Regions from separate parts of the Homo sapiens genome. Here all the other regions are linked to region 3. Evidence: chromatin contacts called from ENCODE Hi-C or POLR2A ChIA-PET data. All regions are on one chromosome and are shown on one strand. The core of a region is the stretch at or near the end of the contact, and the rest is flanking DNA. Distances in the headings are between cores, read along the strand shown. Region 1 has its middle 20 kb from the start of ARHGAP25. Region 2 has its middle 45 kb from the start of ARHGAP25. Region 3 overlaps PPP3R1 (protein phosphatase 3 regulatory subunit B, alpha).

Evidence for each region. Hi-C counts contacts between places; a loop is a spot of excess contacts on that map. ChIA-PET counts read pairs that join two places held with the same protein, here RNA polymerase II (POLR2A). Pooled maps may share reads with other maps.
Region 1: a pooled map shows a loop between it and region 3 (5-fold over the local background). The contact joins two enhancer-like sites. A Hi-C loop is called at or near these places in 7 of 50 pooled maps. POLR2A ChIA-PET finds 5 or more read pairs at or near these places in 2 of 52 experiments (T-cell and activated CD4-positive, alpha-beta T cell).
Region 2: a loop to region 3 is called in a map with no recorded cell type, with 5 times the contacts of the local background. The contact joins two enhancer-like sites. A Hi-C loop is called at or near these places in 2 of 37 single-sample maps with no recorded cell type and 3 of 50 pooled maps. POLR2A ChIA-PET finds 5 or more read pairs at or near these places in 1 of 52 experiments (activated CD8-positive, alpha-beta memory T cell).

The regions. Positions count from the first base shown.
Region 1 is chr2:68,712,860-68,717,085 of GRCh38, forward strand. It overlaps a transcript of ARHGAP25 not described here. Among named protein-coding and RNA genes, the nearest start is that of ARHGAP25, 20 kb to the right of the region's middle. RefSeq lists enhancers at 2,078-2,372, 2,641-2,720. Within about 2 kb of position 2,657, at least 14 of the 41 ENCODE cell types and tissues checked have a DNase peak (open chromatin) inside an H3K27ac peak, as active enhancers do.
Region 2 is chr2:68,688,101-68,692,028 of GRCh38, forward strand. No RefSeq gene overlaps it. Among named protein-coding and RNA genes, the nearest start is that of ARHGAP25, 45 kb to the right of the region's middle. Within about 2 kb of position 2,056, at least 4 of the 41 ENCODE cell types and tissues checked have a DNase peak (open chromatin) inside an H3K27ac peak, as active enhancers do.
Region 3 is chr2:68,201,334-68,205,325 of GRCh38, forward strand. The region is part of intron 2 of PPP3R1 (protein phosphatase 3 regulatory subunit B, alpha); the gene reads right to left. Among named protein-coding and RNA genes, the nearest start is that of PNO1, 45 kb to the left of the region's middle. Within about 2 kb of position 2,363, at least 4 of the 41 ENCODE cell types and tissues checked have a DNase peak (open chromatin) inside an H3K27ac peak, as active enhancers do.

The DNA.
Region 1 (4,226 bases), core at 1,407-3,906, 510 kb after region 3:
TCGTCTATATATCTGTTTTGGTACCAGTACCATGTTGTTTTGGTTACTGTAGCCTTGTAGTATAGTTTGAAGTCAGGTAGCGTGATGCCTCCAGCTTTGTTCTTTTGGCTTAGGATTGTCTGGGCTATACAGGCTCTTTTTTCATTCCATATGAAATTCAAAGTAGTTTTTTCTAATTCTGTGAAGAAAGGCAATGGTAGCTTGATAGGGATGGCATTGAATCTATAAATTACTTTGGGCAGTATGGTCATTTTCACAATATTGATTCTTCCTATCCATGAGCACAGAATGTTCTTCCATTTGTTTGTGTCCTCTTTTATTTCCTTGAGCAGTGGTTTGTAGTTCTCCTTGAAGAGGTCCTTCCCATCCCTTGTAAGTTGTATTCCTAGGTATTTTATTCTCTGCAGCAATTGTGAATGGGAGTTCACTCATGATTTGGTCCTCCATCTGTTATTGGTGTATAGGAATGCTTGTGATTTTTGCACATTGATTTTATATCCTGAGATTTTGCTGAAGTTGCTTATCAGCTTAAGGAGATTTGGGGCTGAGACGATGGGGTTTTCTAAATATACAATCATGTCATTTGCAAACAGAGACAATTTGACTTCCTCTCTTCCTATTTGATTATTTCTTTCTCTTGCCTGATTGCCCTGGCCAGAACCTCCGATACTATGTTGAATCGGAGTGGTGAGAGAGGACATCCTTGTTTTGTGCTGGTTTTCAAAGGGAATGCTTCTAGCTTTTGCCCATTCAGTATGATATTGGCTGTGGATTTGTCATAAATAGCTCTTATTATTTTGAGATACATTCCATCAATACCTAGTTTATTGAGAGTTTTTAGCATGAAGGGCTGTTGAATTTTATTGAAGGCCTTTTCTGCATCTATTGAGATGATCATGTGGTTTTTGTCATTGGTTCTGTTTAAGTGATGGATCACATTTATTGATTTGTTGATGTTGAACCCAGGAATGAAGCCAACTTGATCATGGTGGATAAGTTTTTTGATGTGCTGCTGGATTCAGTTTGCTACTATTTTATTGAGGATTTTTGCATTGATGTTCATCAGGGATATTGGCCTGAAATTTTCTTTTTTTGTTGTGTCTCTGCCAGGTTTTGGTATCAGGATGATGCTAGCCTCATCAAATGAATTAGGGAGGAGTCCCTCTTTTTGTATTGTTTGAAATAGTTTCAGAAGGAATGGTACCAGCTCCTCTTTGTACCTCTGGTAGAGTTTGGCTGTGAATCCGTCTGGTCCTTGGCTTTTTTTTTGATAGGTAGGCTATTAATTACTGCCTCAATTTCAGAACTTATTGTTCTATTCAGGGATTTGACTTCTTCCTGGTTTAGTCTTGGGAGGGTGTATGTGTCCAGGAATTTATCCATTTCTTCTAGATTTTCTAGTTTATTTGCATAGAGGTGTTTATAGTATTCTCTGATGGTAGTTTGTATTTCTGTGGGATCAGTGGTGATATCCCCTTTTTCATTTTTTATTGCATCTATTTGATTTTTCTCTCTTTTCTTCTTTATTAGTCTGGTTAGTGGTCTATGTATTTTGTTAATCTTTTCAAAAAACCAGCTCCTGGATTCACTGATTTGTTGAAGGGTTTCTCCTGTATCTATCTCTTTCTTCTGCTCTGATCTTAGTTATTTCTTGTCTTCTGCTAGCTTTTGAATGCGTTTGCTCTTGCTTCTCTAGTTCTTTTAATTGTGATGTTTAGGGTGCCAATTTTAGATCTTTCCTGCTTTCTCCTTTGGGCATTTAGTGCTATACATTTCCCTCTAAACACTACTTTATCCGTGTCCCAGAGATTCTGGTATGTTGTGTCTTTGTTCTCTTTGGTTTCAAATACCTTATTTATTTCTGCCTTAATTTCGTTATTTACCCAGTAGTCATTCAGGAGCAGGCACAGCCTTCATCCTGATACACAGAAATGCCTGGTTGGAGAAGGGCAAAAAGTTGAAAATATTCCTTAGTAGAAAAAAAATGTGCACTAAAAAGTATTTTTTATTAAAATACGGAAGGAAAGAAAAATACAATGGGTTCAGATGGGCATATGACAATAATAAAATGTCTCACTTCCCTTCCTCCCCTTCTCTCCCAGCACTCCCCTGAGGTTGCCACTTTTGGACATTTCTGCTTTTAGCTCTTCTGGTGGTTAGAATCATGACTTCCCTGACTGAGAGGCATGACTAGCCCTGAGCATGAGGGTGGGGCTTGTGCGCTGGAAGGCTTAACTTGAACCTTGTGAGCAGGAAGTCAGGCTAGAACCACTCCTAAAGTGCCTGGGGAGGATGGGACTTTTCACTGTTGGTTGCTTCCTCAAATCCAGTGGTTCTCGAACTGGAATCCTCAGCACTGCCTGAAAAGTTGGTAGAAATGCAAATTCTTGGGCCCTACCCCAGACTTATGGAATCAGAACCTTTGGAGGTGGCGCCCAGCAACCCATGTGCTATTTTAACAAATTCTCCAGGCCATTCTGATGCCTGCTCAAGTTTGAGAAGCCCCGTTCTAAGACAGCCAATCAAACAACCAAACACCACCACCAACAACAACAAAGAGACAAAACTCATTTCTTCTTCCAGTGATTGGTTTGGGGTGGGCACGTGACCCTGCTCTGGCTAATGCAGTGCAATGGGAGGCTTGTTTAGGGGCTTCCGGGAGGCGGTCGTGCTCTTGAAAAAGATGCTTGGGAAGAGTAAGAGGCATTGCACCGGGTGCTTTCCCGTGTAGGTGAGAGGCATGGGGCTGCTACTGCCATCTTGTGGACACACTGAGTGGAGGAGGTGAACCGAGGGAAGAACCTGGATGCCTGAGGAATGAATGCCAGAGCCCCAAGAGTAACCATCTGGGAGCCATCCTACTGTGGACTTCTTGTATGATATGTATTATTTTTTAAAGTTAAGAACATGTTGAGTTTGGTTTAGCAGTGAGGCACCCGAACACAGTTCCATTCTGGAACTGTATCTCCTCCCAGACATAGATAAGTGGCTGCCAAGAACAGCTCTCTGGGTAGGCTGGGCCATAAAAGCCACTATTACATGAACAGGTGAGGGCGGTTGGGAGGAGAAATGAATCTACTTCACTCTTTATTCCATAGGTATTTTCAGTCGTTTTCACACCTGCCATTTCTGAGTCCGGGGCCCTTCTGGCGCCCTGCCCTCTTTCATCCTTCTCTGGGCCATGTTCTGAGCTGTTGTTCCCTCTGCTAATGTTACTTCCTGAGTGTAATTCCATCCACTGACAGGCTTCCAGAAGTTAATGAAAATCCTTGGCCTGCCCATCCTTTCCTGTGCCCGCCATTCTTCCTATCTTCCTTACTGCCATCTATTTGGGGAAAGCAGAGAGATAAAGGAGTGTTTGGCTTGCCAACTTGAATGGGAAGGCCCAGATTGTTTCATTGTTTGCTTTTACTGAGACTTGGTTATCATTCTCCCTTTTCAAAAGAAGAAAGAAAGATGAAATAGTGGAGGAGGAGAGCTGCCCAGCAAGATTCCCTCTGGGACATCCATGTAACCCTCTTGGAACATACGCTAATGCTATGGAAATGATTCTTAACTCTTCATTTTGTGGCTTCTTCCAAAATGCAGACCATTCAAGGTAGATGGGGACACTGTGGTGAGTCAACTTGATGGGGAGGGGCTCTCAGAGCTCCTGAGTTTGCCCTAGATTATATCTATCCTTCCCTGAAGCTTGGGTGGACATCTTTCTCTCTAAGAAGATGAAGAACATGGGTCCCTTTGCCTTCATAAGTTTGTGAAACTGAAATTTCAGTTGTCCAGCACAAGCAGATTGAGAATGTATATACATCGTTTTATTCAAACCTTCAACCACATGATGTTATCTTGAGGTAGCACTTACACTGGTGAGAAACCACCGTGGGATCTTAGGGTCATCTCAGATAGGCGTCCTTATTCTACTGTATAAGTTTTCTGAACCAAACTTCCTTCATTGTGACATGGTTTTGCCACAGCTGGTCGTTCTCTTTACTCTTTGATCCTGGTTGAACGATTCATGTAGATTCTATCTCTCTTTAAATGTCAGAATGTGACATTCAATATTTTTCGCAGTATTTGTTTTATGTGTATTCCTTAATGTTTCTGTTTTAGTTAAATACAGTCACACATCATTTAACAATGAAGATATGTTCTGAGAAATAGGTTGTTAGGTGATTTCAGGTGATTTCATTGTGCAAATGTCATAGAATATACTTACACAAAACTAGGTG
Region 2 (3,928 bases), core at 806-3,305, 490 kb after region 3:
TGTGAGGCCTTCCCAGGCACATGGAACTGTAAGTCCATTAAACCTCTTTTTCTTTATAAATTCCCCAATCTTGGGTATGTCTTTATCAGCAGCATGAAAATGGACTAATACACTTACCTTTCACCATTTACTCTATTTTCTCTTTTCAAACTAAATAATAATCTCTTAATTTCTGTATCTCCAGAACCTATTATTATAGTTTCTGGACTATGATGAGGTGCAATAACCATGAATTTAGTCACTTTCATGTGGAACATAAATGGCAGGAAATAAATTGTTTGGAAAGTATTACATGTTTTACTATTCATTTACTCAAAAGTATTTTTGAGCTCTTATTTTCTCCTTCTTAATTTAAAAAACCTCAGGCTGTTGAAGGAGAGATCATGTATTCATTTATTTCTTAGCTACTGGGCAGAGCAAAAATCAATAATTAGAAGAAGTGTGTTTTCCATGAAATTTTACACTCAAATCAACATTATAACTGTAGTGAAATTGGCATCACATTCTAAATAAGGGACCGAGCTATTCTTGTAGGAAATATAAACCTGGTATGAAAAGTAAGTGCTTATCAATAACACTTCCAGGAAGCAATTTTTACTCCGGGGCAATTTGCTGTGCATGCTGGGTCACTGCTGAGTTCAATGCTTCAGAACTTTAGATGATGAAAATGCCTTTCTTCCACATTACGTGCACTGCTGAGTTTCAGTTGGAAGGGTCCTTAGAGACCACCTGGTCCAACCCCCTTTTGCTTTTTATTTTCTTTCTTTTTTTTTTTTTTTAGGGGACAGGGTCTCACTCCATTGCCCAAGCTGGAGTGCAATGGCATGAGCACAGCTCACTGCAGCCTTGAACTCCTGGTTCAAGCAATCCCACCACCTCAGCCTCACACACAGCTGGGACTTGTCAATGAAAAGAGTCAAACTCAGTAAAATATTTGAAAAAAACGTATTCTGAGCCAGGTTTGAGTGACCCATAGCCCATGACGCAGCCCTCAGGAGATGCTGAGAATATGTGTCCAAGGTGGTTGGGCCACAACTTGGTTTCACACATTTTAGGGAGACATAAGGCATCAATCCATACATGTAACATATACATTGGTTTGGTTCAGAAAGGCAGGTTAAATGGAAGCTGCGGGCTTTCAGATCATAGGTAGAACCAAAGATTTTCTGATTGGCAATTGATTGAAATAGTTATTATCTAAAGACTTAGAAAGAGTGTTTTGGTTAAGATAAAGGGTTGTGGAGACTAAGGTTTTATTACACAAGCGAAGCCTCTAGGTAGCAGGATTTAGAGAGAATAGATTGCAAATGTTTCCTGTCAGACTCAAAAAGTCTTTTCTATGAGTAATTCCAAAAGGGAGGAGGGTATAATGGAGCATGTCTAGCACCCCCTTCCCATCATGGACTGAACTGGATTTTCAGGTTAACTTTGGAATGCCCTTGGCCAAGAGAAGAGGCCCATTCAGATGGTTGGGGGGCCTTAGAATTTTATTTTTGGTTTACAGACTATAGGTATGCACCACCATGCCTGGATCCCCCTTATTTTTCAATTAAGAAAGCACTCCAGGGTGGTTAACTACTTACGCAAATATTACAGAGTTATTTGAGATTTGTGATAAGAATCTGGTCTTGCAATTCTTGGTTCATTATTCTTTCCTTTACTGCAAGTAGGTAAGAAGATAAATCATGGGTATGGTTTATTGTCAGTGTCCTAGGGTGACAGAGAATCAGTTTTGGGGAAAATAGGTTAATTACAAAGCTTTCCAGAAGACTTGTTCCTCAGAAACTAAATTACATATCTTCTTTTCCTGCTCCCAATCATTGCCTCTCATGCAGGATTAGGCCAAGCAGGTGGGAAGAGAACTGAATACTAGAGGGTCTTAGAGAAAATGAAGTTTAGCCAGTCATTCATAGAAGAGGAACTGAAACTTATTTCACAGAGAGGTTAAGCAACCTTCATTCTCCCTTTAGTGAAAGAGGCAAATATTCTTTAGAAACCCATGTGACAGCTTCGTTCTCTTGCAGCTGATTTTGAATCTTGCAGTTAATCATGATCTCTGGGCCATGGGCCTTATTGTCTTGAGGCTCTCATTTTACTGATTGATAAAGCAGAAAAACAGAGAAGTGGTGTGATGTGGCGAGAAAGTGCTAGCAGGAAATGAGATAGCTATTACCACCCAGGGCTCTCCTGTTTCTCTCTGCAAGACTCCTTTGGAAATCTTGCATTGCCTTCCCCTTTCTGAGTAATTCCGCGGGGCTTCATTTAGATTGTGCTCATTTGCATTAACTCTCATAACGAAGAGGTGTATTACCAACTGAAATGGAAAAAGGCCTGTGGTTACTTTGTGTCTTCTCTGCTGTCTCTGGTCTCTGGGACCAGAACTCATCCTCAGTACCGAGAGCCAAAGAGGAGCTGACCATGGATTAGATGAAATAAGGTACTGTGTACCTGACACCCAGGAAATAGTCAGTGTTTCTTACCTCCTAGTATTGTTGCAAAATGAAGCAGAATACAGTATATCTTTTGATTCAAAGGTGTCATTAGGCCTTATAACTATTAACCAATTAACAGGTTAATATTTTAGCTTGCACTTTTGCTTTAAAATCTGAATATTGCATGTTAATTTAAAATATGGTTTGTTAGGAGTGTGGTAGGAATATAACTTGTTTGAAATTGACATCAATGTCTAAAATGAAAAACCATGCATCCCAAAACATGGTGATTACCAGCGGAAGGTCAGGAAAACATGCTTCTCTTCTGCAGATGGAGGTACAATGAGGTGTTTGACAGGGGCTTATGTTCCCAACACACCTGGCCTGGACTCTGCATGGAGAAAAAGGTTTGTTCACTAGACTGAGATTTCGAAGGGTAGAGTATTTGTAGAGAGAAGCCAGGTCTCCAGTGTTGCTGGGTTTGGGGAAAGCCTGTAATGGATTCAGGTGTCCAGGTGAGAACAGCTTTCTGACAAATGTGCTGCTGAGGGTGATGTTCTCTCAGCACGTGGCCTGTGAGCTCTCAGTGATGCTCCAGCCAGCAGGAGTACACCAATAAGCCTGACTCTCTGCCAATAGCTGGGGCCAGAGGTCTCGTCCTCATTTTTCACTGGTACCTGGCAGGCAAAATTCCTATCCAGGAGGGAATGGTAGCTCTGGACAGTTGTATAAATATGCTATCAAAATTTGAGAGGCAGAAAGCAAATGACAGGAGGCCAGACCCTCCTTGGAGTCATCAGTCCACTCAAAGTCCCTAGACCCCTTGCTCAATAATTTCACTTTAGTCCACATAATTCCAAGAGGACTAACTAAGGTTTTCATTACAGTGGTCTCTTCTGGCAGTAAGGGTCTGCTCAAATAGCTCTAGTGGACAGAGGCCACAGACATCTGTTAGTGCCAACCTCAGAAAATCCCACTATAAGTTTCTGTTATATTTTTATTTTTTCAATGAAGCTCTTTACCTAGACACAAAGGTGATGGAGAAGTGTTTCCTCCCTATCAAAAAATACTTTGAATTTTTCAAAGAAATTTCATTTTCCTTGAACAATACAGACAAAATCAAATAATGCATAAGCACTCATAATCTCTGACCCTCCCTTTGCCCATAAAGAACATTCTGGAAATTCTAGCATTGTTAACTTGGTACTTCCCTTACACTATCCTATCCTTCCTACCTTCCTTCTCTCTCCTCTATTCTACTCTCCTTGGTGGTCATTTTTATTATTATGAGGTCTAGTTTATTGGACAAGAGGAGAAGTGTTAGCTAGAGAATTTATACTGGAAATGAAAGAAAAATTACAATAAATCTAGGAATGAGATGGAGTCCAGAAGAACCCAGTAGGATAGATTTCAGGGAGTATTAACTTAGGAGTTGAGAATGCAAAAGAGAATAGTCTCAAGTCACTTCCATCTACATGGAAGATATTGAGAAGGGA
Region 3 (3,992 bases), core at 1,113-3,612:
CTTACTTACACGTATGGCTCCTCCAAAGCTTAATGTGGTTTACTGCCAAGAATGTCATACTGCATCCCCCAGTTTCTTTTTTTTCTCTCGTTGACTTTTATCTTAACATTAAAAAATTCCACCACATAATTCATATAACGGCTTTTACTTTCTTCTTGAAGACATTCTTCACAGACAACTCTGCCATTTCGTTCTAATTTGAACCAACTGCTTTCTAGGCCTATGGCATAGTTGTTATCCTGAGATTTTCACTGGTGTGTTAGTTAGGAATTCCGTTTCTGGGGTCTCATTTCATCCTCTTTCTTGAACTTCTATTTCATTTTGCTAGGTACATATTCAAGAACTCGTTTAAGTTAACCTTCCCAAGTCCTTAAATTTCTGAAAATGTCTTTTTTTGTTCTCACATTTGAGTGATCATTTGGCTGTTATCAAATTCTGGATTAGAAACTCCGAACTTTGAATGTATTACTCCACTGCCTTCTACCAACTACTGCTGCTGTGAAGAAGTCCAATGCCAGCGGACTCCTATTCTTTTTAGGTAACAACTTCTATGTCTGGAGGCTTTTAGGGTTTTTTTACTCTTGAAATTTTAAAATTACAAAAGTTGAAACTAAACATAGATGTTCTTTCATCTAATCTTGGCAATCAGAATGCTTTTAAACAAAAGATTCAATTTTTCAAGAAAGAGAAATTTCTCCTTTTATTTCACTGATTATTTCCCCTTCTATGTTATCTAATACAGCTCCTGAAATTTCTTTCAGTCAGACGCTATCACTCTGTGTTCTCCAAATCATTCTTTCCTTGCACATTTTTCCATATCTTTTATCTTTTGCTCTAACATTCTGAGAAAGATTCAAGAAGTTTTATTTTTGTTACGCAGATAGCTAGACTTTTTCACTAGCTAAAGTAACTGATTTCTTCAAATTACTCAAATTTGTGCTAGATAACGAGATTACTATATGTCATGAACCTCATTACCGAAACTACAAATTTCTTAGTGCTGCCACAATACCAAAATTTGACAGTGTGGATAAAGCAAATAAAGCCAGTCCTTCCTTTTCTTTTTTCGTTTTTTGTTGTTGTTGTTGTTGTTGTTGTTGTTGTTTTTTGAGATGGAGTCTCGCTCTGTCTCCCACGCTGGAGTGCAATGACACAGACTCGGCTCACTGCAACCTCTGCCTCCTGGGTTCAAGTGATTCTCCTGTCTCAGCCTTCCAAGTAGCTGGGATTACGGGCACCCACAACCATGCCCGGCTAATTTTTCTATTTTTAGTAGAGACGAGGTTTCACCATGTTGGCCAGGCTGGTCACGAACTCCCGACCTCAGGTGATCCACTTGCCTCGGTCTCCCAAAGTGCTGGGATTACAGGTGTAAGCCACTGTGCCCGGCCAGTCCTTTACTTGAGACTACTTGTTTAAAAACTTGAAATATTTAATATATACTAGAGAGTTCAGGGAATTTTTTTTTTTTTTTTTTTTTTTTTTTTGAGACGGAGTCTCGCTCTGTCGCCCAGGCTGGAGTGCAGTGGCATGATCTCAGCTCACTGCAAGCTTCGCCTCCCAGGTTCACGCCATTCTCCTGCCTCAGCCTCCCGAGTAGCTGGGACTACAGGCACCCACCACCATACCCGGCTAATTTGAATCCAGGGATTATTAAAAACCGTCTGTAACACTAAAACAAGGTAACCCAAACTATTTAAGTTCATGTACTATACTTAAGAAAATCCTTTGTTCTTCTCGTCATTACTTAATTCTAATGCTTTACTGAGAGCAAGCAAAGCATAAGTAATTCTCAGTGACTAGGTGAATTAAATCAGAATTGAGATCACTAAATTACCAAGTAAATGATAAATGACAGCTGGTAAACTGTCTAAGAAACATTAACTGTATAATAAATTTATGAAGATGTTAATGTAAAGCAACAACTGCACAAGTCAATTTCAAAATTAACGGCATACAATGTTTTAACAATAAATGGCATTTTAGGGCCAGGCACAGTGGCTCACACCTGTAATCCCACCACTTTGGGAGGCCAAGGCGGGTGGATCACCTGAGGTCAGGAGTTCAACACCAGCCTGACCAACATGGTGAAACCTTGTCTCTAATACAAATACAAAATTAACCAGGTGTGGTGGCACATGCTTGTAATCCCAGCTACTCGGGAGGCTGAGGCAGGTGAATAGCTTGAACCCAGGAGGCAGAGGTTGCAGTGTGCCGAGATCGCGCCATTGCACTCCAGCCTGGGCAACAAGAAAGAAACTCTGTCTCAAAAAAAAAAAAATGCTGAAATGAAAGAGGAAATCAAATTAACTACAGATAACCTTTTTCTCTGAAAACACTGTTTTCAAAACAGCAAACCTCCCTGAGACGAATGTGATTAAGAGCAGACATTAACAGCAAAGTTATTATCCTTAAACTTTCACATCACCTGTAAATACTCAAACCAGAAACAAAACTGCCTGAATGTGAAACTGTTTACTAAAAACAGAAACAGCGTTCTAACGGCTAGAAGGGTTTCTACTGGCAGTTCATTATGCAAAAGGAGAGGTTCCTTCAGAGTCTGCCAAGCTCTTCTTAGGGGACCTTCTAACAAAAGAGAGATGAGACATCTTTTTAGATAAAAGATTTAATCTTTCACCTACATTTAGTCTACAAAACAGCCCTTGTGTTTACTAATTTTATCTAAACCACTCAGAATTACACTGGCTTTATCAAAAATTAGCTGAATCTGATTTTCCACTCTTACTTTCAATTGTGCCCCAATCTAGTCTTCTGCTTAAATTATCTAAGGTAGTATCTTGCACTCAGTCACTTTTCCAAAGTTATCATGCCAAGTTAGAACTAAGGCTTCCACTTTGAGCAAATCACCTCAACAGAGTATACATTTCCTAGTCCAGAGAGGTTAGCCAACAGACAGAAATAAAGTCACAACGGCCTAGAATAAATTCAATAAAAATCCAACACTGAATTGAATGACATATACATATATATACACACACACACTATATATATATATTCTGATATATATATATCAGAATACCTATGTCTTAGACAAATCTAGTCTTGCCTAGAATTATTCATGTAGACAATTATAACATTAATTTTGTAAGATTTACTGAAGACAGACTATATAATACTATGATTAAAAATATTGACTATGAAACATGATGGCCTAAGATCAAATCATGGCTTTGTTACTTCACCTGCTGTGTGACTTAAGCCAGTTATTTAAAGTCTCTTTGCTTCTATTTCCTCATCTGTACAATGGGGAAAGTAATTGTGCCCCTCTCCTGAGGCTAATATGAGAATTAAAAGAATTAATGTATGTAAAACGCTTAGAATAATTCCTGGGACATGGTAAGCACCATACCATTATGGATTGTTATTATTTATGAAAACAAATGGGGTGACTAGTAACTACCAGGTTTTCCCAAAGGTATACAGCCTTTAAAATTATCCAACGAGTTGTCTATGTAATCCAGCTCTGAGCTCTTGCTAGCTAATTCAGTCAACCAATTATTTACTCAGCATCTGCTTTATGCCAGGCATTATGCTTCCACTGTCAAAGTCCCAATTCTTTTACTGGTGAAAATTAGTTTGAACAGCCACTTATTATTAAAGTTTACAGTCTGCATGCCATTCTGAATTGTAATTAAATAATTATTTCTTATTGATTTTATTCTTGGTTACTTCCTTCTCCCCTTTTCCATTTATTTAAAAAGCCCCAACTTTTCAATAATAGAAAATTTCAAACACACACAAAGTTTGAAAAAAGAGTATAATGAATTCTATATGCTCATCATCCAGTTTCAACCATTAAACATAAGAAAAATGTTATCTATATCCCACCCCAGTTATTTCAGAGCAAATCCCAGACATATCATTTCCTTGTAAGTAATCAGTATTATCTTTTTTTTTTTTTTTTTTTGAAACGGCGTTTCACTCGTTGCCCAGGCTGCAGTGCAATGGCGCAATCTCAGCTCACTGCCACC